2 separate regions of the Homo sapiens genome follow, and region 1 is linked to region 2. Evidence: chromatin loops called from intact Hi-C (ENCODE). Cell type or tissue: heart right ventricle. All regions are shown on one strand. Links, peaks and the distances in the headings refer to the core of each region. The heading gives the core; the rest is flanking DNA. Region 1 overlaps SYN3 (synapsin III). Region 2 overlaps SYN3 (synapsin III).

Evidence for each region. Peaks named below come from ENCODE experiments on the same cell type or tissue, not always from the same donor. Only the 100,000 strongest peaks of a DNase experiment are listed, where the experiment ranks them.
Region 1: it touches region 2 in a loop (2.3-fold over the local background); 7 of 110 quality-filtered maps call a loop at or near these places.

The regions. Positions count from the first base shown.
Region 1 is chr22:32,840,035-32,856,287 of GRCh38, forward strand. All of the region lies in intron 6 of SYN3 (synapsin III), which reads right to left. TIMP3 (TIMP metallopeptidase inhibitor 3) reads left to right here. Exons shown (of 5, transcript NM_000362.5): 2 at 9,418-9,500. Among named protein-coding and RNA genes, the nearest start is that of TIMP3, 46 kb to the left of the region's middle. In heart right ventricle, for the core only: no CTCF peak of the experiment used is centred there; DNase peaks (open chromatin) are centred at 11,017, 12,537, 12,927, 14,707 and 1 weaker place; H3K4me3 peaks cover 184 bases; H3K27ac peaks cover 8,000 bases.
Region 2 is chr22:32,978,877-32,995,129 of GRCh38, forward strand. SYN3 (synapsin III) reads right to left here. Exons shown (of 14, transcript NM_003490.4): 3 at 1,769-1,826. Among named protein-coding and RNA genes, the nearest start is that of SYN3, 71 kb to the right of the region's middle. RefSeq lists a silencer at 7,208-7,502 and an enhancer at 8,078-8,979. In heart right ventricle, for the core only: a CTCF peak has its summit at 7,342 (motif pointing left); a DNase peak (open chromatin) is centred at 7,345.

The DNA.
Region 1 (16,253 bases), core at 7,284-15,283, 140 kb before region 2:
CAGACCTGCCCTGGGGACCCCGGAACACAAGGCAGGTACTGAGAAACAGGAATCTCTGGGCAGGGAGGTTTTCATATCCTCCAGGTTTAATAGCTTTCCCTGAGATGGAAACTTGGGTTGAAATGATTTGCAGCTTTCCAGATTTTCTGAGTGTGTGTCTTTGGGTTTATTTTTAGCCACAGGCATTCATTTCTTGCCAAAAAAACCTGCTTAAATAAAACCAAGATTAATATTTTTACTTAACGGAAAGAGTTAGTCAGGACAGGCTTTGAACTGGGACTCCTTATCTTGATGGGGAGTGCATGTTAACGGTCTGGCCTTGGCGTTGACATCAACGAAAAGGGCCTTTGAAACGGACAAGAGAGAAGGGCCCTGGGGGACCAGGGTAGGATGCAGGAAAAGCCTATTTGTGGGACTTCTCTGAAGAGAGAGAGTTCCTCTTCACTCAGGCTGCTCGCCGCTCCCCACCCCCAGCCCCCAGCCCCCATGCTCTTGCAGTGGGAGGGGGGTCATCATCTTCCTGGAAAGGCGGGAGATCGGCTCTGGCTTTGCTCAGAGCCCGGCTGTGATTCTGCCTCACTTCCAGCTGCTCTCCTTACCGCCGCCCCCTCCGCCCCCCACCCAGATCAGATCCAGACTTCTTCCTCCTCTGGATTCAGACGCAGCAAACTGAGTCTCTTCTGCAGGATGGGCTGAGGCTCAGATCTGATGCCATCTCCAGGGCGATTCCCTGACACCCCTCCCCTGAGATGGACTTCATCTCTTCTTGGCTCTGTCCTGGCTTTCCGTCCTTGCTTATATTGCTGAGCCTGCCTTACTTGAGTGTCATTGCTGGTCTCTCTCACCTCTGGCCCTTGAGTTCCTAGGAGCCTTATGTATCTCTCTATCCCTGTATACGTCTTCACAATACTGAAACACCTTCCTGGTTGCTGAAGAGTTGTGTATCTGACCCTGTGAACCGAGAATTGCTGTTACCCCCTTTTGATTGAATAAGACTTAGAAAGACTGGTCATTTGACAGAGCTTGCACAGGAATTATTTATCTGTTTTTAAATCACTCTGTGTGTGGCACTTTATACAAGAAATCACACGTAGCTTCCCATATTCAGCAAATACATATGAGGTGCCTGTTATGTGCCAGGCACTCTTCGGGCAGCTTTGGCTACAGCAATAGGTAAAGCAAAGAACCTGCTGCCCGGGGAGGCTTACATTTTAATGGGGAGAGATGATCAGTAAAGAAGCAAGTTAATGTATAATGTCAGATGGTGGCCAGTGTCTGATAGAGCACAGTGTCAGGGGCCAAGGGATTGCGAGGAGGGGGAGGAATGTGCATGGATCAGGATCAGGGAAGGTCCCCCGCCCAAGTGAAGAAAGAGTGTTCCAGCAGAGGGAACTGCAAGGTCAGAGACCCTGAGAGCATGCTTGGGTGCTAGGGTGTGCAGTAGAGTGAGCTACAATTTCCTGAGATTAAGAAGGCCATGAGAGCCCCGGGTGCAGGGAAGGCCTGTTATCTGGAGCTCAGTGTTGGATGGGTCGAATTTGAGATGTTTTATTAGGCTTGCAGGTATAAATGTAGACTAAATGTAGACTCTGGGATATATAAGTAAAAAGATCATCAGGGAGGGGAACAACATACACTGGGGCCTGTTGGTGGGTGGGGTAGGGGAGGGAGAGCATTAGGAAAAATAGCTAATGCACACTCGGCTTAATACCTCAGTGATGGGTTGATAGGTGCAGCAAATCACTATGGTACATGTTTACCTTTGTAACAAGCCTGCACATCCTGCACATGTACCCCAGAACTTAAAATAAAAATACAATTTGTTTAAAAAAAAAGTTCATGAGAGTTCTAGGTTGGCGGTGGCAAAAGCGTGGGAGCTGTCAGTTGTGCAGATGGTGCTGAGACCCACAAGCTGGAAGAACATAGCAGGACCACGAGCCTGCACCTCGATGACCGGACTGAGCACCAAGAAGGTCATGGGTGACTTCGACAAGCACTGCTTTGGAGAGGTTAGGGGGGAGGCTGCCTAGGTTATTGCAGGCACCTTTGGAGGCTGGTAATTATCACCCACAATTTATCTGCTGGGATGGGAAGTGACTTGCCCAAGGTCACAGAGAAACAGGGCAGCGACTTCACCCAGACCCCACGTGCTCCATGCCTGTTTTTCATTCCAGTACGCCGTGATCACTTCTCCAGTTTTCTTGATCTGTCCTTTCAGCTTCTGAGTCTTTCAGGAGGGTTTTTTTGGGAGTTGGGATTGTGGTGATCAATAGGCTGGGAATCAGAGGGACCCAGTCCAGGCAGGCCCCTCAGGCCTCTGCTTTTCACCCTTAGTTCCGAAGGCCCTTTCCTCTCACCTAGACATCATCAAAGCATCCCCAGAGAGGCAGCAGATATCTGAGAAGGACCTTGGGAAGGGTCACTGAGGAAGGTTCTCAAGATCCTGGGGGGATGAGGAAATGCTGAATCACAAGAATCTTTCGGGTTCCTCTTGCTGTTTTCCTCTGATTAGTAAATTTAAGAATCTACAAGTCATCACCATCAGCAATATAACAGTGTATCATTTGTCTAGCTTCAGGGTTACAAAGTACCTTTGTACATATACATTGTCTCATTTAATTAATCAATCTAATTAACTTCAAACTTCCTGTGTTGGGAGAACCCTTAGGGAGCCTGTGGTTTTGTGGTTTCTAAGTTATTTGTTTTTATTCCATGAAAGCCTTGCCGGGGAGCACAAAGGTCTAAACAGATGATACGATATACTGTTATACTGCTGATGGCGATGACTTCTAGATTTTTATTACTAATCAGAGGACATGTGTTTGTGTGTCTGTGTAAGTGATTGGGAAGGGTGGTGGGTGGGTGATCAAAGGGATGTGGGGCTCACTGGGAGCTTATCAAGGGTCCTTCCTTTTAGGTATCAATCTTCTTCTCTGATCCTCTGCAGTGAAAGTGGGGAATGCAGTAAAATTATGAACTATTTTGCAACCAGTGTGAAATCCCATGTAAAGGTTTTTAGGTGGTCTGCTGTCCTGGGGGACCTCCCATTTTTTTTTTTCCCCCACTAGGATGCAAAACTGCTTACAGGCTACCTGATCCTCATTGTCCACAGTTGGAAAGTAGGGACATTAACAGCCACAACAGTAGCCACCTTACCAGCTTGCCATGAGGACAGAGTTAAAGAACATGCACACGTTGCTTGGCACCTAAGAGGCATTCGATAAATGGTAGTGGTTGTTATCAGTATGTTCTAGTTCCCTTCCTTCTCCTCTAGATTCACTAATGTGATGCTAAGAAAAGCAAGCAGTTTGTAATTCTTGAATGGGTGAGCAGCTGGAAGAGTGAGAGAGCCTGGCTCTGCCCTCCTTGGGCAGGCTACATTGTAGAGTGTCCAAGGTGGGCAGGAAAAAGGCTTGCTTGGCGGGCTCCAGGCCGACCTCCCTGTGGGTCCCTGACCTATTGCCTTTGCCATGAGCACTCCGGCCTCAGCAAGGCCGCTCCCTTTGTCATCCTGTGGGAGATGATAAAATACACACGAAGGGGCCGTGAGACAAGCTGGGTGACAGGGATCCCTCTTTCCTCCTTTTTGGTGTGTTTTCATGGGTAGGGCATCATTCCAACACTTCCAGATCCCTCTTTTCCTCCAAGTCTAGGCCGAAGATGCGAGCCCATGGTCCAGGCTTTTCTTCCTACCTAGAGCCTGCCTGCTGGGGTCCCATCAGAAGAGCAGCCCCTTCCCTGGGACTGACACTAACAGTGACTTCTGCATTTGAAGAAATGCAGTCTACCCACTAACCAGACGTCCCTTACTTATCCTTGCTGTCCTTTTAAAAACCATGCCTTAAAGCAGCAAAATCATTCTATGGGGTCTTTGGAGAGACAGGAATGGGGGTGTTGTGTGTGTGTGTGGGGTGGCGGTGGTATCTCACCTGCTAGATAGCATGAATCAACTCCTAAGTCATGGAGAGGATTTGTACTGCTCTTCCGTTGATGCTACCATGGGTGGAACCTGGACTCCTAAGTTAGTATACATTAATTAGTTAAGGAGTCCTTGATCCCCAGACCAGCCAAATGGGTAGCATTGTTGCTCGGCCTTCTAGTCTGCCAGTAGGAAAGTCCAACCATTAGGTCGGGGAAGAAGGGTCTGGATTTGGTTGACAATGGTTGGATGGGGGATAGAAGCAGAGAGAGAGAGGGAGGGCAGCTCAAGGGTATCTTGCCCCACTCTGTTTATGCTGATGAACAGCACATGTGCAATTTCTGGAGACACACCAGTAAGCTTTTCTGGAAACTCAATCCCAATTGCCATTGGAAAATTGTTCTTTGTTCAAAACTTGTGCCACTGTGGTCCATACTGCTAGAGCTGGAGGTGGGGAGAGGCAGCATGAAGGTATATTTATGGAAGAGGTGTGCCTTGTTTGCCTTGCTTTTGTAAGCTCTTACTAGCACTCTTGCCCAAACAAATATTCAAAGGAAGCAAAGACAGTTCAATAGAGATATATGCCTCTATGCCTGGCTTCTCAGGCGCATGATATATTCAAGAGGGCCCCATATATATTTATAGATCAATGTGCCCATTATATAAGTTCACACATCCTAGTTAGTTTCTTCTTAGATACTTTTACATTGAAATACTGCTTATTCCTTAATCAATCTCTTCCTTGTTTCTTCTTCTTCCTTTTTTTTTTTTGCTGAGACAGAGTCTTGCTCTGTCACCCAGGCTGGAGTGTAATGGCATGAGATATAGCTCACTGTAGCCTCGAACTCCTGGGCTCAAGCAATCCTCCCACCTCAGCCTCCTGAGTAGCTGAGACTACAGATACACGGCACCATGCCTGGCTAATTGTTTTAAATTTTTATAATTTTTTATTTTTTATAGAGACAAGGTCTCACTGTGTTGCCCAGGCTGGTCTGGAACTCCTGAGCTCAAGTGATCCTCCTGCCTTGGCCTCCCAAAGTGATGAGATTATAGGCATGTGCCACCACACCCAGCCTCTTCCTTGCTTCTTTTGACCACCAGATCCCTAGAAGCCCAGATTCTCTTCCTAAGAGCAAAAGAAATTCTAGAGAGACAAGAGAGGCTCAGAGGCTGAGATTCACACTGAGCCTCACCTCTCCCTTCTCTGATTGGTGCTTCTGTACCTTGGAGACTAGTCCTCTAGCCATAAACTTTTTTTTTTTGAGATGGAATCTCGCTCTGTTTCCAGGCTGGAGTACGGTGATGCAATCTCGGCTCACTGCAACCTCCACCTCCTGGGTTCAAGTGATTCTCCTGCCTCAGCCTCCCAAGTAGCTGGGACTACAGGCGGCCCCATGCCCAGCTAATTTTTGTATTTTAGTAGAGATGGGGTTTCACCATGCTGGCCAGGATGGTCTCAATCTCTTGACCTCGTGATCTGCCCACCTCAGCCTCCCAAAGTGCTGGGATTACAGTGGTGAGCCTCCACACCCGGCCAGCCATAAACTTTTAAACCTTATCTCCCCACTAGACTAGCCATCAGTGGAAGCGGGAAATAGGACTTCTATTTCTTGTTGTCACCCTCACCAGCACCCAACCCAATGTTCCAGACACCAACCTAGTTCATGCCTATGTTGGTTTGATTGTTGGGGGCACTGGGTAGACAGTGTAGGGGCCATACTCCAGCATGAATGGGAATAAAGACAACCTGTGTCCAGCCTGGCCCATCTGTAAAGCTGGCTTCTAGCCACCACAACAAGGTGGAAGGAATGGCTAGACATGCTGCCAGTTACCAGTTTGAAAAGTGTCTTCTGTTGTTGGAAAAGCACAACCTCCTCCCACCCCACTTCCCTTGTTCCCTGTGGCCCCTGGGCCAGCGAATGCCTCGGGAGAACCCTGATTGCCAAACAGGAGAGTACAAAATAGCACACATTTGAATTACAGAGGAGAAACTGGAGCAAATACGGACAGATTAATGCACAAACCAAATAGGTGGATCTGGGGTTGGCCAGCAATTCTACTTTGGAAGGACTTTGAGAATCTATTTGGAGGGCAGAATGTAACTTAATTTTAGTTCAGTTTAGTGAAGTTTTGTTTTTGTAAGGAAAACACTGATGTGGCCTCTTCACTGGGCCATCTCTGCCTCAGACTTTTGGAACCATGACTGTGATCTTGTTTGGCTGGTCTTAGTAGGCAATTCTTGGGTTACACATGGGTGATAAGGTGGGATGGGTACATGTGATAGAGTAGGCACTCCTGATCCCAAAATACCTCCTATACTTGTTCTGACTACTTCATCTGTGCTTCTCCACCTCTCCCTGAAGTTCTGTAAGGCTAGAATATTTTTATGAGGTTGCCTTTCTTCTCATCCTAGGGAGAACTCCCAGGCCTTAGCTTACAGTGCATGTTAGAAGTCTGAAGATGGTATGCCCTAAGATGGAATAAAAATAGACATCACCATAGTGGTGATAATGCTAATAACAGTGGTAGCAAACACATGAGGTTTGGGATGGACTACATACTGTTCTCAGCGCTTATATTAATACGACCCTCACAGCAACTTTATGAGGCATTGTTTCATCATTCCCATCTTACAGATTGGGAAACCAAGGCATAGAGAGGTTTAGCAACTTCCTGAAGGTCACCCAGCACCAGGGCTGGGATTTGAACCCTGGCTCTCAGGCTCCAGAGACCAGGCTCTTTAATGCAATGCTATGTTGCTGCTCCAATAGTAATAAGCAAATCACTTGTTAGCCACATGAGAGGCACTGGGCTAAGAAAGCCAGAGAGATTCAGGAGGAAAGAGCCCCAGAGAGATCATACAGTAATGGTGGAACCCAAACTTCAATGCAGCTTCCTGACTACAAAAACGTATTCTTTTCACTGAACTATCCTCAGATGAAAAGGTTCCAAGCTCAGGCTATTTGGGGTAAGGAAGGAGTTGGCTGGTTGTATGTGCAGAAGCTTCCAGCAGTACTCAGCTTTATGGGGCAGGTCTGCTTGTGACATCTTCTGTCTAAATCAAGTCAAGCCATTTTTGAACCAGGATGTTGCTATTTAAAGGAATCCCTTTTGCCTTGCCCCTCCCACACCCCCCGGCCAAGACTCGCTCCCTTGTTTACCTTCTGTGTTAATGAGGCAGAGAAGATGGGTCCAAATCATTTCAGGAAGAATCAGTGGTAAAGGCTGGCAGACATGCCTCTGCACGGAGGTGAAGCTGTTATAACCTGCCTGTGAGAGTTAATATGGAGGAAACAGTCCCCGGGGCCTCCGGGAGGCTGGCTTGTCGCCGAGAATACTACCGCAATGTTAGAAACAGAGGTGGATGCAGGATCTTGACAGACATTGGCCTGGGATCTTGCCAACCTCTCGTTTTTACAGCAGACTTGGAAACAACCACTCGCCTCCTCCTAATTTGAGCTGCCTCCGCTAAATTGCTCACTTTGCCAATGACTGTGTGTTTTGCCATCGCCGGCAGGGAAGGTCTGAAGGGGCCATTGATTCATCTGAACCCTGACTTCATGTCTGACTGCAAGGGTAGGATCCAAGCTCATTTGGAAAGAAACAAGACAGAATCCAGTATGGATGAGGAATCAGTTCTTAGTAAAGATTTTTTAAAAACAGAGATTAGAGTCAAATAACTGGGATACATAGTGGAGCATCCACAATGAGGAAGGATAATGGAGCTACCAAAATGTGTGTGTGTGTGTTTGTGTTTGTGTGTGTGAAGGGTATTTTACTTAACAAGCATTTATTGAGTATCTACTCCTTTTTGGGCTAAGTGCAACTTGAGATAAGAAAGATTGATAGGATCTCAGGGCTGAAGGAGTTCAATTTGTAATTCAAAGTATGACTGCATAAGCAAGCCCCATTCCAATTCCTGTTGAGGTCTTAGCATGGAAGTATCCAGCACCCTCATCACACCCCCTGATAGAGGCACTCTCTGCCCTAATGGCAGCCCCCCTGCCTTTTGTTGCTGGTTCTTATTATTAGACGATTTTTTTCTTTGGTTGAGCCAATGAATGTTACTCTCTGCAATTTCCAGTTTTGGTATTCAAGACCTGTCCATTTGCTCCTCCATGTGCCAATTTTACAAATACCTGAAGACAGCTCTTGGGTGCTTCTTTTTCACACAACGTAGAAAGAGAAGCACAACCTTGTAGAATCTAAAAGTCAAGTCCTCTCCTCTTTCTGTTCCCAGTGCATGTGGTAAATGCCTCTCTTTCAGCCCTCAACCCACTGGGTGTAATTACTTTTGTATTCATAGTTAACTAGTATCTACTGGGTAAATCCTTTCTGCCAGACATTGTAGTGGGAAATTTCATAAGATCTTTCGTTCAATCCTGATTCCAATTCCCTGATGTAAAGAGAGTTATACCCTCTTTATAGATGAGAAAATTGAGGCTCAGAAAGAGGAAGTGGTTTCACTTCTTGGTCTGTTACCTTATCTAGATCATGTGGATGCTAATACTGCCCTTGTAAGACAGTTAAGAGCAGTAAATAAGTGAAATGTACATGGCACATAGTAGGTGTGCAATAAATGGGAGCTGTTTTCATTGGAACAGCCCTTCCATGGTTAGCCCATTTCATTTTTGGTGATGATAATGATGATGATATTAATAATATTTGTCTAGTGCAAACTATGTCCAAGACAGTATCAAGAGTTTCACATTTGTCATCTTGACTAATCCCTTCAGTTCAAGAGATTAGTATCATTATGATTCCTGTTTTATAGAAGAGGAGGCCAGAAACAAAGTTACTTACTTGCATACAGTCGCAATAGCCATAAACAGCAGAGCTGAGATTGGAACAGTTCTGTCTGGCTCCTGAGCCCCGACTCCCAATTGCTCCTTCTTCTAACCACATCCCCATAGAGCTCAGACTCTATTGCATCCCTTGCTATCTAAGCACTGGATACCAAGGGCTCAATCAGAATGCTAACTGGGGGCACTGTGGGAAGCTAGGGTGCACCACAACCCTGTAGACATGTCAAGATGTGGTGAATTAATGCATGCAAAGGAAGAGCCCCAAATGAGGTGGTTAGAAAGGGGTCCTAGTGGAAAGAGAACAGATCTGGGAGACCATGGCATTGTCAGATGGACAAGGGAGGGGGGACAATGGCTCTAACAGGAGAAGTAGGTTTTGGATTATGGTAAAGTCACAAAGTCAAGAAAATCCTCAGGGTCGGCGGGGGTTGACTATAGCCTTGGAAGTTCTGGAGCTGGCAATTGTGAATATTTGGGGTAATTAACTTGAATGGTGGCTGTTTCTTTTTCCTCCAACCTCCCTCTCACCCCAGGGAATTCCCACTCTTGTAAACACAATCATCTATTCCAGTTGGCTCCAAGGTAAGAGTGCAATTCCAGGCTCCACAGAGGCTAGCGTGCCCGCCCTGAGATGCTGTTCCTGATGTGGTTCAGGCCTTCCTAACCTCTTATTGTCTCCTTCTGTCTCTGCAGTGATCCGGGCCAAGGTGGTGGGGAAGAAGCTGGTAAAGGAGGGGCCCTTCGGCACGCTGGTCTACACCATCAAGCAGATGAAGGTAGGTAATGTCATCACCCTGGCTCCGGGAAGGTTTTTGGGTTTTTGCCAGAAGAGTCCTGGCTAAGGGAGGCAAAGTGGGTTGGAACTGGGGTGTGTGTCTAAGCACCAGCCAGACCCAGCCCTTCTGCCTGCTGGAGAGGGAGCTGCTAAGGCTGCATAAAGGGATGGGTAGGGAGGGGGCATGGGGCTGCCTTGTCCAAGAGCCCATGCAGGTGGAGTCACTCCAAGGCACTTGTTAGGAAGCTGAGCTCTGGAGCCAGATGGCAGATAGCCTTGTTAGCTCGTAACCATGAGACCTTGGTCAAGTCACTGCCCCTCTCTGGGCTTTAATCTTCCCAATTGTGAAATGAGGGGGTTGGACTAGATCATCTCTATGAACTCTTCTGAGCTCTGACTATCTGGGACTCAACAGTGCTTACAGGTTTCATGCAGCCACTGAGGTTACAGCTTAGGTTTACAGCCCTCAAATCTTTACATGGAAACTGTGCTGATCACAGGAACCTCATCCCAAGGCAGGAACTTCACCTTCTTTCCCTATTTTCCCAGCTGATTGTCTTCTTGCATCCTAGATAGTTAGCAATGTTTGCTAAGCATATTCTTATCATTAAACATATTACTGAGGATATGAACATCATGAAGTACAGGAAGGAGGTATGCCCTTAAGAAAAAGAACACCAGATTTGAAATCTAGAGAACCTGCCTCCTAGTCTCACCTCTACTCCTAAATAGCCTGCTTACCTTGGGCTTGTCCCTTTTCCTGGGCCGCAGTTTTGCCACCTGTTAACAGTGTGGGGTTGGGCTTGGTGCTCCTAACATCCTCTCTAGCTCAGGCATTCTAAGCACCCTGGGATGCGGGCCATGTTACTTGTAAGGAGGAGCGGGTGGTATACAATGGAAGGGTGTACTGGTGATTGCCTTAGCACAGAAGACTGGGGCTTCACCTTGAATAACTCAGCAACTGGTTCATCACCCCATCTTTGTAAGCACCTCTCTACATGCAGAGCTCCCAGCTAGGAGCCAGGGAGGCCGTGAGGGAGATACAGTTTCCATCTTTAGGAACTAGAGTCAGGTTGGGAGAGAAGAGGCAGGTATGTGTGTGACTCATCAGAAGTTCAATGTGGGGTGTGCTGAGGTCCACAGGAACTGTCCAGCCCTTTAACTTATTGCTCATATTTGCATCCCTAGCAATTAGGGTAGGACCTGGCATGCAAAAGTGACTTGGTGAATGCTTATCTGTCTAATACGGGCATGAGGGTGAGACCCCACAGGCCTGGAAACTCCCCAGAGGAGACAAGCCGCAATGTCCAGGTAGAAGGGAGTGGAGGAGTGACGCAGCCCACGGTGGTACCCAACCATCCCCAAGGCCAACCTCCAGGCTTTCTTATTCCTGTGTCCTGAGGCTGGATGTACTAATTTTGTGGAACCTGTTGCTTTGGATTCAATTTTGCAAACATCCACAGCCTTCTGGTTATGTAATGTCCAGAGTCAGCCCTGGCCAGTTGCCCTTGGCTGCCTAAGCTTGGTCATGAGACCAGCTTATGTCTTCAGACAGCCCTGGGGAGAGAAAAATGGGCAGGGGTGGGGAACCAGCAAGAGCAACAACAACGCAAAAAGCCCACTTTGCAACCTCTGGCAGACAGCGCGGGAATGCCAAAGCATATTAGACCAAAGCAGAGGTTCAGAAAACACACGAACCTGCCTGGTCTGGAACAATCCTCATTACGAGACACTCGGTGGTCAGCAGAGAGCTGAGAGGGAAATAGCTGGGAGGCAGCAGTTCCTAAGCCTGCCTGGTTTCCTTCCTACCATCAGGGCCTGGAGACCAGGGTGACCAGAGGCCCTTCCTGTGGACATAATGTCCCATTCCCCCTTGCTGGTGTCAGACCAGCCACGGGTGGTTGTTTAGAGACCAAACAACACTTGCTAGCCTATCAGCATCAGACACTCCCACTCCCAGGCTGGTGGGCTTAGAAGACACACTCCCACTCCCAGACTGGTGGGCTTAGGCTTTCGGTTCACCATCCTTCGCCTGAGCTCATGAATCATGGTGCTGGGAATTAGATGTAGGATCCCTCGTCTTACTTCTGACAGAGGCGCAAAGGGGAAATGACTTACTCAGAGTCAAGCATTTAACTAAGGGCAGATCTGATCCCCAAGCTGAGGCATCGGAATTTCTTCCCAATCCTGTGTTCTTTATATGACTCCCAAATCTCCCTGCCATCTTAATCATCAGTCACCATCTCATGCCTTTCATTCACTCTGACCCTCCATAGAGGGTATCATGATCCATAGAACTGGTCAGTGCCCTTCTATCCAGAGACACCACTGGAATCTGCTTGTCTCTAGGTACCAGCCTGCAAGTCAGACAAGATACAGGCTAGAAGTAATAGTCCGTCCATCCATCCTCTCGTGCTTCCTTCCCACCCTCTCTCTGTGCTTAGTACTGTACTATGAACTGGGGATACAAAGATAACACTGCTTATAATTATGATAAGACTTGGCATCAGTTAACATTTACTGAGCAATTGCTTAGTGCCAGGCATTCTGCTAGGTCTTTGCATAGATCAGTACTTATACTAACACTGTAAAATAGATAACACCTTGTCCTCTGTTTGACAGGTGAGGCAACTGAGACCTGGGAGGTCATATAACTGTTAAGATTATATGGCCACAAAGTGGCAAACCTGAGCAAAACTACAGGGTCTTTGCCTATAAGGAGATAATACAGTATGGAGCAGCAGGCTGATTCATCATTCCTACCCACTTTGGGGTATATAAATGCCCACTCCATATGTTTTTAGTTCCCAGGGAACAAAAAGAGGTCAGTTTGGGTTTGTTGGTTTATCATCCAGCAGTGTAGGGCTGGACTTGTAATATCCTGCAAAGGGTGTATCAGAAAAATCTTTGTAGGAGGGAAGAGAGAGAGGCCAGAGAGGCAAGCCTGCATGAGTTTTGGCACTGGTCCCTGGGAGACTTTGTTCTAGCAGATTAGACAGTCTACCCTAGAGAGTCAGAAGGGGTGAGCAAGGGCTTCCTTAGAGCAGGACTAAAGGAACTTGGAGAACCTGAGACTCCGAGCCGCCCTGTCTGACCTCTCTCTTCTCTCACTGATGGAAGGCAGGCAGACCTTCTCCCGTCTGCTAACTCTGGAGCCTCTGACCCATCTCTCAGGAACACTTCAGTACACAGAGACCTGCGATATGTGTGTGTGTGTGAGGGAGCAGGGTGTTAGAATGTTGAGAGAGCTTATTGCAATCCCAAACTTGGAAATTAGCTGGGCTGTGGGGTGAAGGTGAAAGTTTCCAGAACTGGCTGCTCTAAGCTGTGGGGACCTTATCTCCCATCAGGACCATGAGAAACCGATCCACTGTGCCAGGAGTTATTGTTTATGTAGCGGAGACATGCTCTCCAGCTGGCTGCAGGGGACAGAACGTGGGGGACATTATGTCCCAGCTGGTCCTGGGAGGGTCCCATGGGGAGACCCGCTGGTCATGTGCTTTGCATGTCCTGACTGTAGGCAGAGCAGACCTCCAGGGACTTCCTTCCTTTAGTGGTTTGTCTAACCAAATGAGCAATAGCAGGGTCTCGCCTTTGAAGCTCTAGCTGGAAGCATCTTTGACCCCCAGCCCACAGGGAACCATTCTTCTTGCAATGCCCGTGGTTCTTCCTGCCTTAGGACTCTCATCCAGCCCTCTGCAGAGACTGGCTCCATTTCTACATTCTCTGCCTGTCCTGCTAGACAAATTGCTGTATAGAGAAAGATCATGGCCGTGATAGCTCGGTCGGTCTGTAAATAAGAATTTGTGGGTTTAAATGAGTCCGTGATGTACACCAGCATCCAGAACAGTGTTGATCTTTGGTAGGCATGCAAGACATAGTTGGAATCATTGAGGCAACTCATGCTGTCAATGTAGAGTGAAGGCCAGACATTTCATAAGAAATATGCAAATGTCCCCAGACTCAGAAACTTCTTTTTTACTTTATTTGTCCCTTCACTCCAAGGGAAGCTAACATCTTGGAACTTTGTGTAGATGCTACCAAGAAGAAGAAGAGGGGCCCAGAGGCATGCAGAACCCAGCTGAAAAAGAACAACCCACTTATGTCTGAAGTTCTAAACCAGCTTTAACTACTCTTGTTAAGAGCTGAGGAAGGGACTTAGGAGAAAGGGGACCAAACTCATTCCTCCTCTCCTTACGAATTTCAGTATAACTTGTTCTAAGCTAACTTTTATTGAATGTTGTGGGCTGACTGCTATTCTAAGTCATTTGCTTCTCTCAAACACCCTAAGAAGTGCTTTGACCCATTTTACAGATGAAGAAACTGAGACCCAAAGAGGTTAAGTAACTTTCCAAGTGGCGAACACAGGTGGCAGAGAAGATTGAAGATTCAAACTCTGGCTGTCAGCCTCCAAAACCTGAATTTACCACTGATCTCCATGGCATTGGTTTGGATTAGATTACCTTTAACATCTTTTCCAACTCTGAGATTCTAGGATTCTCTGATGTCAGGACATTATAAACCTATTATAACTCTCCTAAATTTGTCAAACCAATTCTAGATCTCTATGATTACAGACATGATACTTTTAGAATCAATATTTAAATCAAGGTAGGATTATTACACAGAAAACACAACTGAGTAGAATCTACCTTTGCCATGTTGTTCTTTTCAGAATTGACCCTAAAACACAGCGCTATGTTTGTCAGAGCCAGTCATTTGTAATGTGTCAGAATTTCGACTCTAGGCAAGTGCTAGGAGCTAAAATGCAGGTTCCTTCAAACTTCCAAGTAGCTGCGGTGCCAAGCTGATTTCGATGAGTTGAGTTCTTACTGAGCAGTTCAAATGACCAGACTGTAACCAGGGGCTTCATTCTCTCACCCACGAAGCACTAGGGCAGTCAAGGGGAAAGACTGACGCAGAAGGAATGAGGTTCCCATGGGCTGGGTCCAAAAGACCTAGAGCGAGTGCTTAGTTGAAACATTTGCCAAAACCTCAAGGAACACCCACACAAAAATAAGAAGTTGCTCGGCACAGAAGTCAGGGTAGGGGATGTTCTTCGAAGGCCACACTCCATGGCAGGCATACAGCAGCACGCTTAAACATGGTTCCTGTTAAGGCTAGAGAGGCACCATTCACATAGAAGAAGTCATCATCGTGACTCTACCCACCCCGCGCCCCCACCGCGTAATTGAATGCTGAGTGTGGACGGCACTTCTTCCAGCACTTGGCTGCGTTACCGTGCTCAGTTGGCAAGCCTTGGGGGAGAAGAGAGGTTCAGAAGGAAGACCATCTGAGTCCATCAGAACAATGTGTGCTTTTAACAAGGCAGGGGCGCCCAAACTCAGTAGGTCCAACAGACCAAGTTATGCTATGAAGGTCTTGTGGACCACCTACCCCCGCCAACCAGTCACCACTTAAAAGATGAGAAAACGCCAGCTCACAGGCCAAATGGGAGGCATTTAGAAGAGACACCAATGAAGAGATGTCTGGCTTTGTATTAATTACTGTAGGTAAATTAATACCAAATGCCAGGAAGTAAAGTAGAGGCATTTTCCTATTATAAACCCTTGGGACAAGCCCAGAGACCACCAGCAGTCCAGGGCTTGTGTACGCTGAGAACTGAGGGGATAACAGAATTGTGCAACACCTTGGTGCCCCACCGCCCCCGTTACCAAATCTCACAGTTCACAGTATCGCCTTGGCACACTGGGCTTGTGTAATACTCATGGACTTGACCTGGAATCACAAAGCGGACTCAGCTTCTGTTACATTCATTCACCCCAGTGACTCTGGGCACACACTGTGCCTCTGAAGGAGGCACAGTGGCCATAAATGGAAATAGCATTTGCCTGCTTCTGGGGACCTTGGTCATAGACTTCTGAGGCTTTCCTGGGAGCCAGTCTAAGATAATGGGTAAGAGTATGGACTCTGAAGGCAGAGTCCTCTGCTTGGAATCCTAGCCCTGCCATTTCCCAACTGTGTGGCCTTAACAAGCTACTTAGCCTGCCTGTGACTCAGGCTCCTCATCTATAAAATGGGCATAATAGTTCCTACCTCATAGGGTTGTCATGGTGATTCGTGGGCTAATATTAAAGGAGATTTCTCAACCTCAGTACCATTGACATTTGGGGCCGGATAATTCTTTGTTCTGGGGGCTGTCCTGAGTATTATGGGATGTTTAGCAACCTCCCTACCCTCTACGAACTGTTGTGACAACCAAAATTGTCTCCAGACATTGCCACATGTCCCAAATATTTCCTAGGGGGGCAAAATTGCCTCCAGTTGAGAACCACTGTATTAGATTATGTCGTAGATACAAATAGCCAAATATCAGCAATTTCACGTGGTTCAATCTAACAATTATAAAGTATTTAACAGTTAAAACTCTTTGAACTTTGTAGATACATTTATGTGCTTCATCTGGGATAAACGAACCCAATGCTTTCACCAGACGCTCAGAAGAATAAAAAACATGGAGAATTTCTAGCTTGAATTCAACGTTCACCAGCCAAATAGAATTTCTATAAAGTGGGGTTTGTAATACATCCCTCCCAGGGCTCTTTTAAGGATACTGCAAGGAGAATGTGAGTGAGAATGTTTTTGTGGGCTGGAAAGTGTCACAGAGATATCATGAGAATGCTGGCTGAGTTCACGGGACTCAGGTCCTAAGGTTGACAAAGAAAAAGGACCTTTGTCACAGCTACTTCTCTGGATTTCTGAAAAGGTGCTGGGATGTCAGACATGTGTAGCC
Region 2 (16,253 bases), core at 4,285-12,284:
ATCAATGTTATTGTTCTGTAGGCCAGGTGTGGTGGCTCACGCCTGTAATCCCAGAACTTTAGGAGACCAAGGCAGGTAGATCATTTGAGGTCAAGAGTTTGAGACTAGCCTGACCAACATGGTGAAATTCCATCTGTACTAAAAATAGAAAAAAAATAAAAAATAAAAAAATTAGCCGGGCATGGTGGCACATGCCTGTAGTCCCAGCTACTCAGGAGGCTGAGGCAGAAGAATCACTTGAACTCGGGAGACAGAGGTTGCAGTTCACTCCATTGCACTCCAGCCTGGGCAAGAGAGTGAGACTCCATCTCAAAAAAAAAAAAAAAAGAAAGAAAGAAAAAGAAAAGAAAAGACTTAGCTCACCTCTCCTCCTAGACCACAGGCATTTGGAGACTGGGCCTCTTCTTCTATATACTCGTTCTCCACATATTAGCTAGCTAGCATAGTAGACTCTTGACAAATATTTGCAAAATGAACAAAAATAACCTGTTCTCTGCCATGGAAGGAAAACCAGTAGACATTGGGTTGACTTGAAAGCCACAGAATCAAATTGAAATTCAAAGTGTAGGTGTTTTAATATTAAGCCAACTTAGTTTGCTTAGAAGACCTTTCTGTTTCTCTGACACGGTAAGCTCAAAAAGTGCAGGGAGAAGAACAGTCATGCCCCCCATTTTAAAAATTGTATTTTGAAATCATTTTTACAGCAAGGACCTTGTCTATGTTATTTACTGTTTGCCTTTGATGATGAGGAGGAGGAGGAGTAGGAAGAGGATAAAGAATAATGATGCTGATGATAAATGGGTAACATTTACTAAGTGCCCAGTATGTGCCAGGTACTGTTCAAGCACTTTTCATGGACTAACTCGTTTGATCCTCACAGCACCCTATGAACACAGGCTGATGCTATTATTGCCCCAGTTGGACAGATGAAGAAATTGAACTGGAGGGAGTGTAAGTATTGCTCAACCAAGGTCACAAGGTTAGTAAGGGGCGGTGTTAGGATTCAAACCTGGAGTATGGCTCCAGAACCTATGCTCAAATGTGCTCTCCTAAGGCTGAGCACAGTGTTTGGCAGAGAGGAGGTCCTCGCGGAACGAACAGGAGAAAGCTTTGATCTGGAGCCAGGAGACCACACCTTCCACTCCTGATTCTGCCACTGCCTCCCTACACAGCCCTAAAAAAATCTGTGTTTCTTTCCACATAAAATGAGGGACCTGGATATTGATATTAATAGCAATAGCAAGAGATAGTATTTGCAATTCTGGTCCCTTCTGAGGTTTTAAATAATTTAATCCCCACAATGATATAAGGAAATCAAGGCAGAGAGAGATTAAGTCACCTACCCAAAACCTAGAAAATGAGAGAGGCAGGATTCAAGGCCCTTCATTATGTTCCTAAACTATGCTCTCTAGCCCAGGTGGCTGCAAGGAGATGCCCCAGGGGCCAAAAGGAACGGTATAGAACAGACAGAAGTTGGGCTCCACCTGCCCATTTCCATCAGAGCAGCTCTACGTGTCTCTCTTTTGTAGAATGAGTTCCTATTTGACATTTCCCTTGAAGAAAGGGTCTCTGCTAAAACATAAAAGGTTGGAAACCACTGGCCCAAACAATTCTGAAATTTAATGAGACTCCCAAGTATAAGCTTGGACTTTTCTGGTAATCTTGGCTCATTATGACCACATAAGATGGGGACCAAGATTGCATGTAAGAACAGCCCCAGCGGCAGAAAAGGTCAGTTGACAGTGCTAAAGACACAGCTCCCACCTACCTGCTCCACTCGGATCTCAATCTCTCCATTCACCTTCTTCCCATGGAAATACTTCGACCTGTAAAGGGGAAGAAATCAGCTGAGTAAGGATGCAGGCTGTTTTACTCTTTTCTCCCTTCTCCCAAAGGCCTTACCCCAGAGGTGCATATTGAGACACATCCTCAGCCATCCTACTGTCTCCTCCCACCTTCACTACTGATTTTCTCAGTCTTTTTTTTTTTTCTTTTGAGACGGAGTTTCACTCTTGTTGCCTAGGCTAGAGTGCAATGGCCTAGTCTCGGCTCACTACAACCTCTGCCTCCCAGGTTCAAGCGATTCTCCTGCCTCAGCCTCCCGAGTAGCTGGGATTACAGGTGCCTGCCATCACATCCGGCTATTTTTTTTATTTTTAGTAGAGATGAGGTTTCACCATGTCGGTCAGGCTGGTATCAAACTCCTGACCTCAGGCAATCCACCCACCTCGCCCTCCCAAAGTGCTGGGATTACAGGCGTGAGCCACCGCGCCTGGCCGATTTTCTCATTCTTTATAGGTGGTGTGTGGTAGAGGGGAGATGGTGGATAAGATTGGAGGCTCAAGTTCTAGTTCTGTCACGTCACTTGACCTCTCTGCATCTCAGTTTTAGCATCTGTAAAATAATGATATTAATAATTTTGCTACAGGCCGGGCGCTGTGGCTCACGCCTGTAATCCCAGCACTTTGGGAGGCCGAGGCAGGTGGATTGCCTGAGGTGAGGAGTTCGAGACCAGTCTGACCAACATGGAGAAACCCCATCTCTACTAAAAATACAAAATTAGCCAGGCATGGTGGCACATGCATGTAATCACAGCTACCCGGGAGGCTGAGGCAGGAGAATTGCTTGAACCCGGAAGGCAGAAGTTGCGGTGAGCCAAGATCACGCCACTGCACTCCAGCTGAGCAACAAGAGCGAAACTCAGTCTCAAACAATAATAATAATAATAATAATAATAATTGTGCTACATATTTCTAAGGGTTACTTTGAGGATTAAATAAGAAAAAGGATCCCACATAAAAAGGTCTGAAATGATGGCTATGCTGACTATCCTAATCTAATCATTATACGTTACATGTATCACAACACCAATACGTACCCCATAAATATGTAAATTATTATGTATCAATTTTAAAAGAATTAAAGGATGTTTATAGTGTTTTATCCATATTTTTCTTAAATTCATGATTTTCATCATGTTATCTTCACATATATGTTAATCCTGTCTCCCCTACCCTTTGAAGGCAAAACCACACATGGTTTATCTTGGTATCCTCCAACCCTCCAATTTAGTCTTCAGAAATATGTTGAATGTATAAAAGAATGATGATTGCTAGAAAGTGTGTAATTTAAAGACTTTAGAAAATACAGTTTTGTTTGATCCAGTTTCATTCTCAAGTATATATGTTTGTGTTCTTTTAACATTAAAAATGTTATGGCATTTTAACTCTCAACAAAAATCAATGTTTTAGTGACGCCCATTATCCAAATCTTCTAACTATTCAAAAAAGGGAATCCTACAAAAATAAATAATGCAGTATTGTTTTATTGAGTTATACCTATATGCCCCACATACTCCACCAAAGATTTATTATTGATCTATCCAGTCTCACCCATTTCTCTATTTTTCTATTTGTCTAATAAAGCAGTCCTCATTTGTTCCTTTGTCTATCTGCCATCCGTCCGTCCTTCCTTCCTTCTTTCCACAGACTTCCTTCTACATCCCTGCCTCTGTCTTCCCCATCATCAGTACATGACATCCCTATCTACCCATTGTTTAGACATCATCCCTACACTCACTGATTCTACATTTTAATTATTTCTCAAATTCATTTACCTGGTGATTTTTCTCCATAAGCACCCTAATCCTGACCTATGATTCATCTCTATACTGAGAGTCTCTTCATATTGTTTTCATACTATTTATTACAACAATAATTATAATTAGTAACTGTGTTTAATGTCTGTGTACCACTAAACTATACCACAGCTCCTTGAGGTCAGAAATAACCTATTGTATTCATCACTTTCTTCCTAACACCTACCAGAGTGCTTAACACATAGTAGGAAATTGATTAATATTTGTTGAATGAATACATGAGTGAATGGACTGATGAAAAAACACTTGTTGAGTATCAACTCTTGTGCTAGAAACTCTGCTATAGAGTTTAACCTACAGCCTTTCTCATTAACACTCACAACCACCACCACGAAGTAGATATCATTATTTCCAACTTACAGATGAAGAAACTGAAACCCAGAGAGACTAAATATTTTGCCTAAGGGATTTGAACCCAGGACTTCTAATTCCATATCTGTGCTTTTGCTCAACTCTGAAAAATAGCAGTGAAAATTGGGGTCTTTATAGGTTTGGATATCGTCTCACAAAAAGTAACAAAGTTTCCATTTTCTCTTTTTGATTATTGGTATGATGACACTAATAGTTCTTGGTGACTTGCTGTGAACTGAGCATTGTGTTAAGCATTTCCATAAACCTTCTCTGGGACGGAGACAGCTCTTTGCTTCCTAATACTCATTCTCCCCTTTTCCCACAGTAAGAGAGTTGACAGATTGGTACATAAAAATGTGTACCCCAAGTCTCCCATCAGCTGGATGCAGCCACATGATTTATTTCTAATGGATAATTTTTTAAGCATTAAACAACCTTCTTAGTCTCCTACTCTTTTCCTTGGAAGATGGATGTCATCACCCATTATTTTTCAGCCTTCCATTTGTGAAAGAATCCTTTCTACAAATTCACTAACTGCTTCAGCCTGTCTGCTTCCAAAGTCTCTCTACCTACTCTTAGCTGATGCTGGTGGAGTTAATCTCTTCCCAAAACTGACTGACAGCTCTGATATTAGCACCACTTTTTCTTACGTCCTGATGGGCTTAGATGTCAACTAGGCGGTAGTTTAGTAGGAAAGGAACTATTAGTATGACTCGAAAGCAAGATTTTGATTTTTTTTTTCTTTCAGCAATGGTCTTCAAATAAATACCCATGTGGACAGCCTCATGCAAAGAGAATCTTTTCATACAGTTTGTGAATTTTATCGTAATCCTTAAAGGTAGTATCAGCAAATTCCAGACACCAGGACAAGCCCATGTCTAGTATTTGAAGTGCCTGGGGCAAAGCGACAAATGGAAACCTATGGGTCATATGTCTAATATTTAAAATTGACAAAATCAAGCCAGCAAACATTTAAATAAAAGACATCTGTCCACTGGGCATGGTGGCTCATGCCTGTAATCCCAGCACTTTGGGAGGCTGAGGCAGGCGGATCACGAGGTCAGGAGTTGGAGTCCAGACTGGCCAACATAGTGAAACCCCATCTCTACTAAAAATACAAACAATTAGCCAGGAGTGGTGGTGGGCGCCTGTAATTCCAGCTGAGGCAGGAGAGGCTGAGGCAGGAGAATCGCTTGAACCTGGGAGGCAGAAGTTGCAGTGAGCCAAGATTGCGCCATTGTACTCCAACCTGGGCGACAAGAATGAAACTCCATCCAAAAAAAAAAAAAAAAAAGAAAAAGAAAAAGAAAAGAAAAAAGAAAAAAAGAGTCCCAAAGAGTCTGTCTTCCTTCCTTGGCAGATACAATTTCATAATGACCTTAAAGACTCAGAATGTAAACTTCTCAGAATTCTTTGCACTCTACCCAGCACGTGGCAGCACAAGGATTGCCAGCTCTTGGTTCTCAGACCTCACCCAAGATCTTCCTTAATTCCCCACCCACTCTCCTCTGCACCACTGAGGCTCCTGGTGCGGGTATGTGGATTGCCCAGACCACGTGGCCAAGCTTCATCTACTCCCTTCCCCTCCCCAAATGGTTGTCCTTTGGCCACCCCTTGGAAAATGGACCAAGGAATTGGCCTATATAGGCTCTGAAGTTGGGTTAAGGTCCCTTTGAGGAGGGAATTCTAGAGTTTGGGTACCCAGGGCATGGCCTAAGAGTGCAATTTGTAGGGTCTTGGTGGGAATATCCCCTCACTCCTAACTCCTCTGCCTGTCAAGAGAGGTGTGGCTAATAAGGACCAGAGCAGGATCCAAGGTAGGCATCTTTCGTGGATTTAAAAATCACTTGCTTTTAAATCCAAGCTCCAAATTTAAAAGAAGTACTGGGTGGGCCTGGGACCGGGAATGGTAACCTATCATTACAATCACCAGCATACTGGGAAAAAAAACATGGATTTGCAATCACACAGGCTTGGGCAAAATCTTAGCTCTACTACTCACTGACCATGTGTTCTAAGACAAGACACTTAGCCCTCTGGGTCTCAGTTTCCTCATTTGTCAAGTGGTGACAGTAACTACCAGGGAAGGGTGTGGTGAGAAAGTCACATAATCCTCTATGCAACAAGGCAGTAAAGTGCAATGGCTTCAGGGCATACAGCCTGGATAGGACCCCAACTCCTCCACTCACTTGTGCAAGCTTGGGTAAGCCAACCTCTGAATGCCTTAGTTTCCACACCTAGGAAATGAGGCTCATAGTAGTAGCCACCTCACAGGGTTGTTATGAGGATTAAATGAAACAAGGCATACAAAGCACTGAGAATAGTTCCTGGCACACAGTAAGCTGCAAAGTATGTAGTCCATGGCCTGAAACAGAATCCACAAGAGCAAAGAGCTATCGAGTGCTTACCCTGTGCCTAGTGGGTGCTGTGTGCTGGGGACCCACAAATAAACAAAACAATCTTACCCTCTTGGGGGTTCCAAAGCAGAATTATGACTCACCTTGCTTTGATCTGTCTCACAGGTGCAAGGAGTGATGGCTGGTGATGGGGAAAAGAGGTGGCCTTGGCCTATAAGGACAGCCAGACCCTTCACATCCTTCCTCCTATTTGACCCTCATGCCAACCCTGAGGGGTGGTAGGGCAGGGATTGCTCCCAACGTGTTCCAGATGGAGAAGTCTCTGCTCAAAGTCACACGAGTGATCTGGGTACCCAAACTCTAGAGGGAAGAATTTGGGTACCTTTCCTGGAGACCCTAAGTGGTCTTTCAGACTTTTTGGATCCAGTCCAGAGCCCTGGCGTCCTTCATGATCTGGACCCTGCTGACTGGGGGTCTGCTTCCCCTCCAGTTTGCTGTCTATTTCATGGTTGCATCCAAATTCCTGTGCTTCTCTAAATACTCCTGTGCTGTCCTGCCTCTGAACCTCTGCACAGGCCTTCACCTCTGCTTGGCACTTCCTTGATTGTCTCTTTCTCATGTTTCAAGATCCTATGAGTGATATCTACTCTGCTGAGTTTTCCTTGACAGCACCCCCTTCCCTAGCTGGGCTGAGCGTCCTCCCTTGGTTCCTACAGCACGCTGCACTTACAACCATTCCAGCCCTTACCACTTCACGTTGTCATTACACATCACTTAGCTGCCCTCTGCCCCCAAACATATAGTCTGTGAGCTCCTGGAAACCAGAAACTGAGTCTCCATGCTCACTGTGTCTCCAGTATCCAGCACAATGAGCTAGGGCACAGGACAACAGGCTTAACAAATGTTCGCTGACCGGGTAAGGAAATACTGTCTGTAGGCCGGCCTTTCCTGGAGACACTTGACTGCCATCTACTGGCACACCATTGTAATACAGTCACAGGTCTACAGCCACTGCGATGTGGGGGTGTGTACGAGGCCAACCTTCGCAACTGGCATTCCTCGACTTGATTCTAACCTGGAACCTGAAGCACTTTGCACTACACCAATACCACCCAAGCAGCTGTGGTCTTGATGAGACCTCACCTTCCCAGGAGAAACATTTGTTTTGCCCATCTCTGGAATGTTTACTGCAGGGCCTGGCAGACGGACTGGGGCTGAAGCTGAGGGTCAGGGAGTCCATCCCCCCGCCTGGCTGCAAGTCAGAAGTCTGTCTCCTGATGGGCCACACAGACTGCTGCCTCCTTGCCGGGGGCTCATTCAGGCTTCAGCCGCCTCTGAACGGTTCTGTCTGGCAGAGGGAAGGGTAGGGATGGTCTGGAATTCTAGATGCCTTTGGGGGCTGGGGTTGCTGCCTCTGTAATTGACTGGCTGTTTGACCTCAGGCAAAATGGATGGACCCGCTGTGCCTAAGGGCTCTGTCTCTCATGGCTGCCTCCTCTTCCCACCCTAATATGTTCAATCTCATAATAAGCTCCCTGAATACCTCAGCCAATCAATCAAGTCCTTGGCCTGGGGGAGCTCTGGATTCCACGAAGATTCTCTCTCCGTGGGTGGTCTCATATTTTACTGCCACATCTGAGGCCCCAGGAAGAAGAATATTATAAAACTGGTGCTGCCTGGGGTGGGAAATCCCTAGTTGAGGGAGGTGGGAAGTGTGTATGAGAGAGACTGATGAGGAATGGGTATGGGGCTCTTTTGTGGCTGCAGCAGGGGCAGAAGAAGGGGAATTCATACAAACAGGATCTGTGTTCAAACAGGACTGTTTTCCAATAAATCGATCCTGTATGTAGAGTTAACGCAGCCAGGGCTTGGTGATGTCCTTCCAAGGAAGGAGAGGTCAGGAATGTCCTGTCCCAGGGACAGCTGTCTCTCCGCAGGCCACCCCCACTGGGGGTGGAGTGGAAATAGAGAAAGAGATTTTCATGTTTCTGATGCAACATGTCAGTTGCTGATTTGTGGCCCAGGCAGAAGCAGGGAAGACAACCAATGGGCTGTGCAGAAAATGAAGGCAAAACACTCAGAGACTTTGCCAGTTAGCAAGAGAGTCACGTGGCAGGCTGGATGGGCAGAGATGTGGCAGAAGAAAGACCTTGGAACGCAAAGGGACCCAAGATCTGATTCTAGCTCCATTGTTTTCTCCTGAGAACAGCTCACCCTCCTGGCACCTTCCCATTGCCAGAGGGAGGAACCGCCCCCTCAACCGCAAACAATGGTGCAGCCTCTCAGTCCTCCATGCAATTAGCAAGGTCCAATGAACTAGGAAGGGAAGGAATGCACTAAGAGTGATGAGACTCCCTATGCCTGTATGGGGATCTGCGGAGGCAAAAAACTGAGACATAACAGGGCCCCGAGCCACAGGATGTGACAAATGATCCCCACCTTTTGCCTCTGAGAACAATAGAGAAGGAGATTTTTGTGGGCAGGATCTGATCACAATTCACATCACTTATTCACTCCCTCATTCAATCACTATTTATTGAGCCTTATGTGGACTAGGCACCACACCAGGCATAGGAGTAGATACAGCAGATACAGTGGCAGATGTAGTCCTTGTTCTTGGAGAGCTTACATGCTTATTGAAAAGACAAAAAATAAATAAATAAACAGATAAAAAGAATGAGTACTACGAATAAAATGCACGACCAATGGAATTGAGGATAAGATGTGGGGTGCAGGGGAGATTGGACTTCAGTTGGTAGAAAAGGCTTCTTTGAAAGACACTGAGGCCGGGAACAGTGGCTCATGCCTGTAATCCCAACACTTTGGGAGGCCGAGGTGGGCGGTTCACGAGGTCAAGAGATCAAGACCATCCTGGCCAACATGGTGAAACGCCATCTCTACTAAAAATACAAAAATTAGCCAGGCATGGTGGTGCATGCCTGTAATCCCAGCTACTTGGGAGGCTGAGGCAGGAGAATTGCTTGAAACCGGGTGGTGGAGGTTGCAGTGAGCCAAGATCTCGCCACTGCACTCCAGTCTGGCAACAGAGCAAGACTCTGTCTCAAAATAATAATAATAATAATAATAATAATAATAATAATAATAAAATAAATAGATAAAAAGAAAAGTACTATGAATAAAATGCACAACCAATGTGATTGAGGATAAGATGTGGGGTGCAGGGGAAATTGGACTTCAGTTGGTAGAAAAGGCTTCTTTCAAAGACGCTGAACATACACAGATAGACCACCTACTATGTGCCAGAGTCTGCAGGCTTTAAGGAAACAAGCGCAAAGACAACATAGCTAGCTCTTGGTCTCAGGGGGCTTACTACCTAATGGGAGGGACAGACACAAAAATAGAAAATGACCACACAGAGCATTCACACAAATATCCCCCTCAGCCCACAGAAAAAGCAGCCAACTCAGTCTGAAGGTCAGGGGTCACCTTCCTGAGGTCACCGTCCACCCATCCATCCAATGTTTGGTACCTAGTCTTTGCCAGGGCTGCAAAGATGAGTGCAGCAGGATCTGGATGTGTGTGTCTGCCAAAAGGACACGGGCAAGGGCAAAGGAAGTAGGTACGTCCTGGGGGCACCCAGGAGAGAAATGAATGTTCCTGGGTGTGTCCTTTAATGTACAACAGGCACAGAGCAGAAGACCTGGGTTTGAGTTGGCAGCTCTGGCACCTGCTGCCTGATTTTGGACCAGCCTCTGCTTCCTCTTCCGTAGATGGGGATAAGAAGATCTACTCACATGTTGTCAACAGGATTATATGAAGACACAGATTTAAGGGCCTCTGTAACCTGCCAAGAATGTGCTAGCAAATGAGCTGCTCCCCGATGGGCTGCAAGGGTAGAATTTGATCTCCCCAGGTAAGGAAGTGCGTGAGCACCACTAGCCTTGGAGACAAGCCCAGGTCCCTTTCAGCTATTTATTTCCAGTGCTGCCTCAGGCCAGTGTCAACCTTCCTGAACCTTGGTTTCCTTAACTGTAAAAATAAGGACATTACTATATCTGCTGTAAGGACCCCATGAATGATACCCCTGACACATGGCAGGTGTTTAACTAATGTTCATCTCTTTCCCTCCTGTGCATCAGCATGATGGGTGGAGGGTCGAGGTCAGCTGGGTATGTCCCTAAGAACATGACAGGTCATTTTCTCTCTCCAAGAGGAGGTAGATGGCAGCATCTGCCTTGCTCTAAATGAAACCTTGCTTGGTGTCGAGCATGATGGAGACCTTCCCTGTCTAATCCCTGGGAACTCCCTTCCTCTCCAGCATAGGCCTTTAGGGTAAATAAAGTCATCAGGGCCGGGCACGGTGGCTTATGCCTGTAATCCCAGCACTTTGGGAGGCCGAGGCGGGTGGATCACCTGAGGTCAGGAGTTCAAGACCAGCCTGGCCAACATGGTGAAACCCCGTGTCTACCAAAAATACAAAAATTAGCCGGGCATGGTGGCATGCGCCTGTAATCCCAGCTACTCGGGAGGCTGAGGCAGGAAAAATGCATGAACCCAGGAGGCGGAGGTTGCAGTGAGCCAAGATCAAGCCACTGCACTCCAGCCTGGGTGACAGAGTGAGACTCCATCTTCAAAAAAAAAAAAAAAAAAAGGCATCAAACACCCACTCCCTCTACCCCTCTCCTCTCTAAAGACACAGCACTATGTCACCCTCATTCCTACAGATGTCTGCAAGTTCACACTCTTCATACCACAGAAAGGGTTAACGTTTGGAAGGCTACATCATGCCTTCAGCAAACACTTATTGAGCATCTACTAAGGGCCCAACTGGGGAAATCCCCACAGGAAAGGTAATATACTAAAAAGTAATTCATGCCAAGGTGCAAGTGACTAACATCTGATCATCCCAGAAAAGGGTTTTTGATGGCATAAGGAGGATAAGGGGATCACGGGGATATTGTGTGTCTTGTTTGGCAAGGGAAAGTGGAGCCTGTCAAGGTGAAAAGTGCAGAGCACCAAAAGAGAGGCTAAGACCATTTATTATCCATTCATCCACCCAACTACCCATCCATGAATCCATCCATGAATCCATCCATGAATCCATCCATCCATCCATCCATCCATCCATCCATCCATCCATCCACCCATCCATCCACATATTCATCCATCCATGCATCCATCCACCCATCCATCCATCCATCCAGCCATCCATCCATCCATCCATCCATCCATCCATCCATCCATCCATCCATCCGCCCACCTACCCACCCATCTACCCATCCATCCACACATTCGCCCATCCATCCACATATCCATCCATCTAGGACATACTATATTCTCAGCACTGTGCTACATAGGCCCTTGAAATTGCACTGAACAAAACAGCCCCCTTGCCATCCTGGTTTTTACTGTCTAGCCAGGAGATAGTCCCAGAAGAGGAACTAGACCAAATAGTTACTCTGACTCCTGTCTTCTTTATCAGAAGCTGCCAACTAGTAGACCTCATAGAATCCACAGTCTTGTTTTGTTGCACTTAAATTGTATACTTTTAAAATAGAATATTCGCTGGCAAGGTGACTCACGCCTGTAATCCCAGTACTTTGGGAGGCTGAGGTGGGCGGATCACTGGAGGTGGGGAGTTCGAAACCAACCTGGCCAACATAGCGAAAACCCATCTCTACTAAAAATGCAAAAAAAATTGGCTGGGCGCAGTGGCTCACGCCTGTAATCCCAGCACTTTGGGAGACCAAGGTGGGCAGATCACAAGGTCAAGAGATCAAGTCCATCCTGGCCAACATAGTGAAACTTTGTCTCTCCTAAAAAAAACACAAAAAATATTATCTGGACGTGGTGCCTGTAGTCCCAGCTACTCAGGAGGCTGAGGCAGGAGAATTGCTTGAACCCAGGAGGCAGAGGTTGCAGTGAGCCGAGATAGTGCCACTGCACTCCAGCCTGGGCAACAGAGTGAGACTCCGTCTCAAAAAAAGAAAAAAAAAAATTAGCCGGGCATGGTGGTGCATACTACCGGGGAAGCTGAGGCAGGAGAATAGCTTGAACTCGGGAGGCGGAGGTTGCAGTGAGCCAAGCTTGCACCACTGCACTCCAGCCTGGGTAACAGAGTGAGACTCCATCTCAAATAATAATAATAATAATAATAATAATAATAATAGTAATAATAGAACATTCATATAAAAATTCAGATTTCTGACTTTTCTTGAAAATCAATAACTCGACAACACCAGGCCCTTATTCCCACATGGTAAAAACTGGCTGCGGGGCCTGCAGCTGCTGCCTCAGAGGAGGCATCGGTTCTCACGCCCAACACAGTTCCCAGTGCTCCCTGTCATCTCTCTGCAGCCGAAGCCAAGTGGCAGATATCATCTGTCATAGAGCCTATGCTGCTGTTTTTCTTATAGCAGGGAAATATTTCTCTATGCCTGTGCTTTTTCCTACCACCTGCCCCTTCACTCACGGACTGATTTGTCCCCTCTGAGCAGCTGCACAGACAACCCCTAATTTCGCTAAGCCTATTCTGAAGATGGCAATTAGCTTAGTGCAAATCTTCAGGAAACCCACACTCCTGTCCCTTCTGCAAACCCAGGGCAGAAAGTCAGGAAAATGGAAATGAAGCACCATCCCTTCTCCTGCCACCACAGATGGCCTCTCTCCTGTCGAAGATGCACGTCCCAGGCAGGCCTCCACAGGCCCCAAGGGCTTCCTAGACGTTCTGTAATGAGGCTGGCATCTGCCCAGAGCCCTGCCTCCCCCAGGGCAAGGCTGTAACTCAGGCAGAAATCTACTCCACCCCAGGAGTAGCTATTGCTCAAGAAGACCCGTGCATCCGAGGGACTCTTTGGAAAAAAGGTCACTTGGAGGGCCTGGGCCAGAAAACCAGGTTGTGGAGGAGAAAACACGACTCACAAGTGAAACGCTGAAACTCCTCAGACTTTGCCCAAGGCAAGGGCATGAGAAGTGATAGAGAAGACATCAGAGAGAAAACAAAAGACTTCAGGGCCGAGCCTCCCTTTTAAAGGCTTGCAGCCTGACCCTTTCATGGTCTAAGCCCCATTATTTTTCCCAAATGGGTAGCCCAGCTGTGTCTGAACACCTGCACCTGAGGGGAGCTCATTCCCTCACCAGGAAGCCCACTCAGTCTCTGGATGACTTTGCCAATTAGATGAATTTTCTGTATACTGAGCTTAAATATGTCTCCCTCTTTGTTCTCCCCCACTGGTTCCAGTTCTACCAGGTGGGAGCGTCATGAAACAAGTCCTCTAGCTTGGGGGGTTTCTAAACTTGGCCTTACACCACTTAAAAAATTCATCTCTGCCAGGCGTGGTGGCTCACGCCTGTAATCCCAGCACTTTGGGAGGCCAAGGCAGTTGGATCACCTGAGGTCAGGAGTTCAAGACCAGCCTGACCAATATAGTGGAACCCCGTCCCTACTAAAAATACAAAACTTAGCTGTGCGTGGTGGTATGTGCCTGTAGTCCCAGCTACTGGGGAGGCTGAGACAGGAGAATTGTTCAAACCTGGGAGGCGGACGTTGCAGTGAGGCAACATCACTCTGCTGCACTCCAGCCTGGGTGACATAGCGAGACTCCATCTCAAAATAAAAATAAAAATAAAAATAAATTCATCTCCTGAGCTCCAGTCTAGATATTCTGATTCCATCATTGCAGGGGAACATCTCCGTGTGGCCTGTCCTGTATCCATTCTGCCTTCTTCTGGTAACAGCAGTTCTATTTGCATTTGCATTGATGGAAGCAAGCCTTCTTTTTGTGCAGTCCTGGTGGGACTGTCCCAAAGTGCCCGCAGAGCAAGGAGTAGAACAAGCCGGGCTTGTTCTTCCCCAGGAATTTGATTTTTGAACAGAGAGAAACAAGGATGAAAGCAAGCAGGAGCTGATTTATCCCGAGACTGTTCCTGCCACCTAGATCTGTAGAGGGGCCCAGGGATCCAGGGACCCAATGGCCCCATCTTTCTGACACTCAAGCTGATGTATCCTGAGACTGTTCCTGCCACCTAGATCTGTGGAGGGGCCCGGGGATCCAGGGACCCAACAGCCCCATCTTTCTGACACTCAGGTCTCCCTATTTTCCTTTGCTTCTGCAAGCTTCCCCATACATTTTCAATAAATCTCTTTTGTTTGTTTGTTTTGTTTTGTTTTGAGATGGAGTCTTGCTCTGTCGCCCAGGCTGGATTGCAGTGGCGCGATCTCGGCTCACTGCAAACTCCACCTCCTGGGTTCAAGTGATTCTCCTCCCGAGTAGCTGGGACTACAGCATGCCGCCACCACGCCCTGCTAATTTTTGTATTTTTAGTAGAGATGGGGTTTCACCATATTGGCCAGGCTGGTCTCGAACTCCTAACTTTGTGATTCACCCGCCTTGGCCTCCCAAAGTGTTGGGATTACAGGCGTGAGCCACCATGCCCGGCCCAAAGTCTATTTCTTTTTCATGCAAAGAACTGTATCCAACACAGAGGGTGTAGATGGTGCCTGGGAATCTGAATGTCATTGTGATAGAAAGTCTTTTGGGGGCCATGCTCCTAGGCCAACCTCACTGTTTCACATAGGAGAAACAGAGGCCAGAGAAGGTGATCCCTCAGCACCAGCCTCAAGACCCCACAGCATCTGCAGAGTTCTTTAGAAAGGCAGCCAAGAAGAGAGAAATTTAGGAAGAAACAGCACCCATCAGATTTCTCCCCACACTCTCTTCTGCTCAAAGCCATTTCCCCCAGATTTTCTAGCTCCTGTTTCCGAGGGTGAAGCTCTCCCCTAAGACTCCACTAGGGCGGGGGTAACAACTCTTCACTGTTCCCCCCTCCTCCCCGAAAGAGCTGGGTAGGAAGCAGCAGGGGCACCGGGCCGCTGGATTGGACAGCGTGTAGACCTCACGGAGAGGGGTCAGCACTTGAAAAATTCCTCAAGTCAAAGGGCTCGGGGCTTGGGTGCCGCACAAGGCCCTCACTGTGTGCACATTGTCTCCCTGATAAAAGGGGCCGGGCCTGGGAAAACGGAGCTGTCTCCAGGCGACGGGGTAGGCTGCTGAGGAATGCCCAGGACCCCTCCCTCCCCCAGACACCAGGGCCAGGACTGCGAGGGGGTAGGGAGGGGCAGGGGGTGCAGCGTGGGTGCCCAGAGGGAGAGGAATGAAGTCCAGAGCCCCTCCAGGTGGTGTTGGGTGGTGTGTTTGAGTGATGGAATGAAGCAAGCAGAAAGTGACAAAACTCCCTTCATTAGGCCCTTCCTATCTCCACCCCCAGCCCCTCCAGCCATCCCAGAAACCCCTTCATTTCCCCACACAAACAGGCAGGGCCTGCCCTTGTTCAAGGAGAGCCTTAGGGGTAGGGGAAGCGGTGGAGAGAGGCACAAGGATTTTGTTCCTCAGAGCCAAGTGTCTTCAACAGAGAGTTGTGTGTCTCCACTCTAAGCCTCTCAACCAACTCTAGGAGGAGGGGACTGACTTGGAGTCGGCACCTCATCCTCACAGCGGAGGGACTGCCAGCCCGCCAGGATCTCGACACCCTCCTCTAGGGTTTCTGGAAGACAGCCCTCCAGCACATCCAGCTGAGCTGAGAGGCAGGCCAAATGGCTTCCTTCCCCCTGGCTTCCACAACGATTATACTCACCAGCAATTAGTAATTGCAATTAATTGTTAATAACAGTTACCATTTCAGGGCCTCTTAGGACAGCCTAAGCCGTGTACCAGCTCCACCCATGTCATTATCTCTAATCTTTCCAGTTACCCTTCCAGGAAGATATTCCATGACCCTGCCTTCCTGCTGAGGAATGTGAGGTTCGGAGGTTGGATTTGCCCAAGGTCACATAACTGAGAAGGAAAACAGGGACCAGAGCCCACAGTACCCAGGCCGTCTGGCTCTGGACTGTCCCCTCAGCTTTGCTCCCTCCCTCCCTGCTGGTG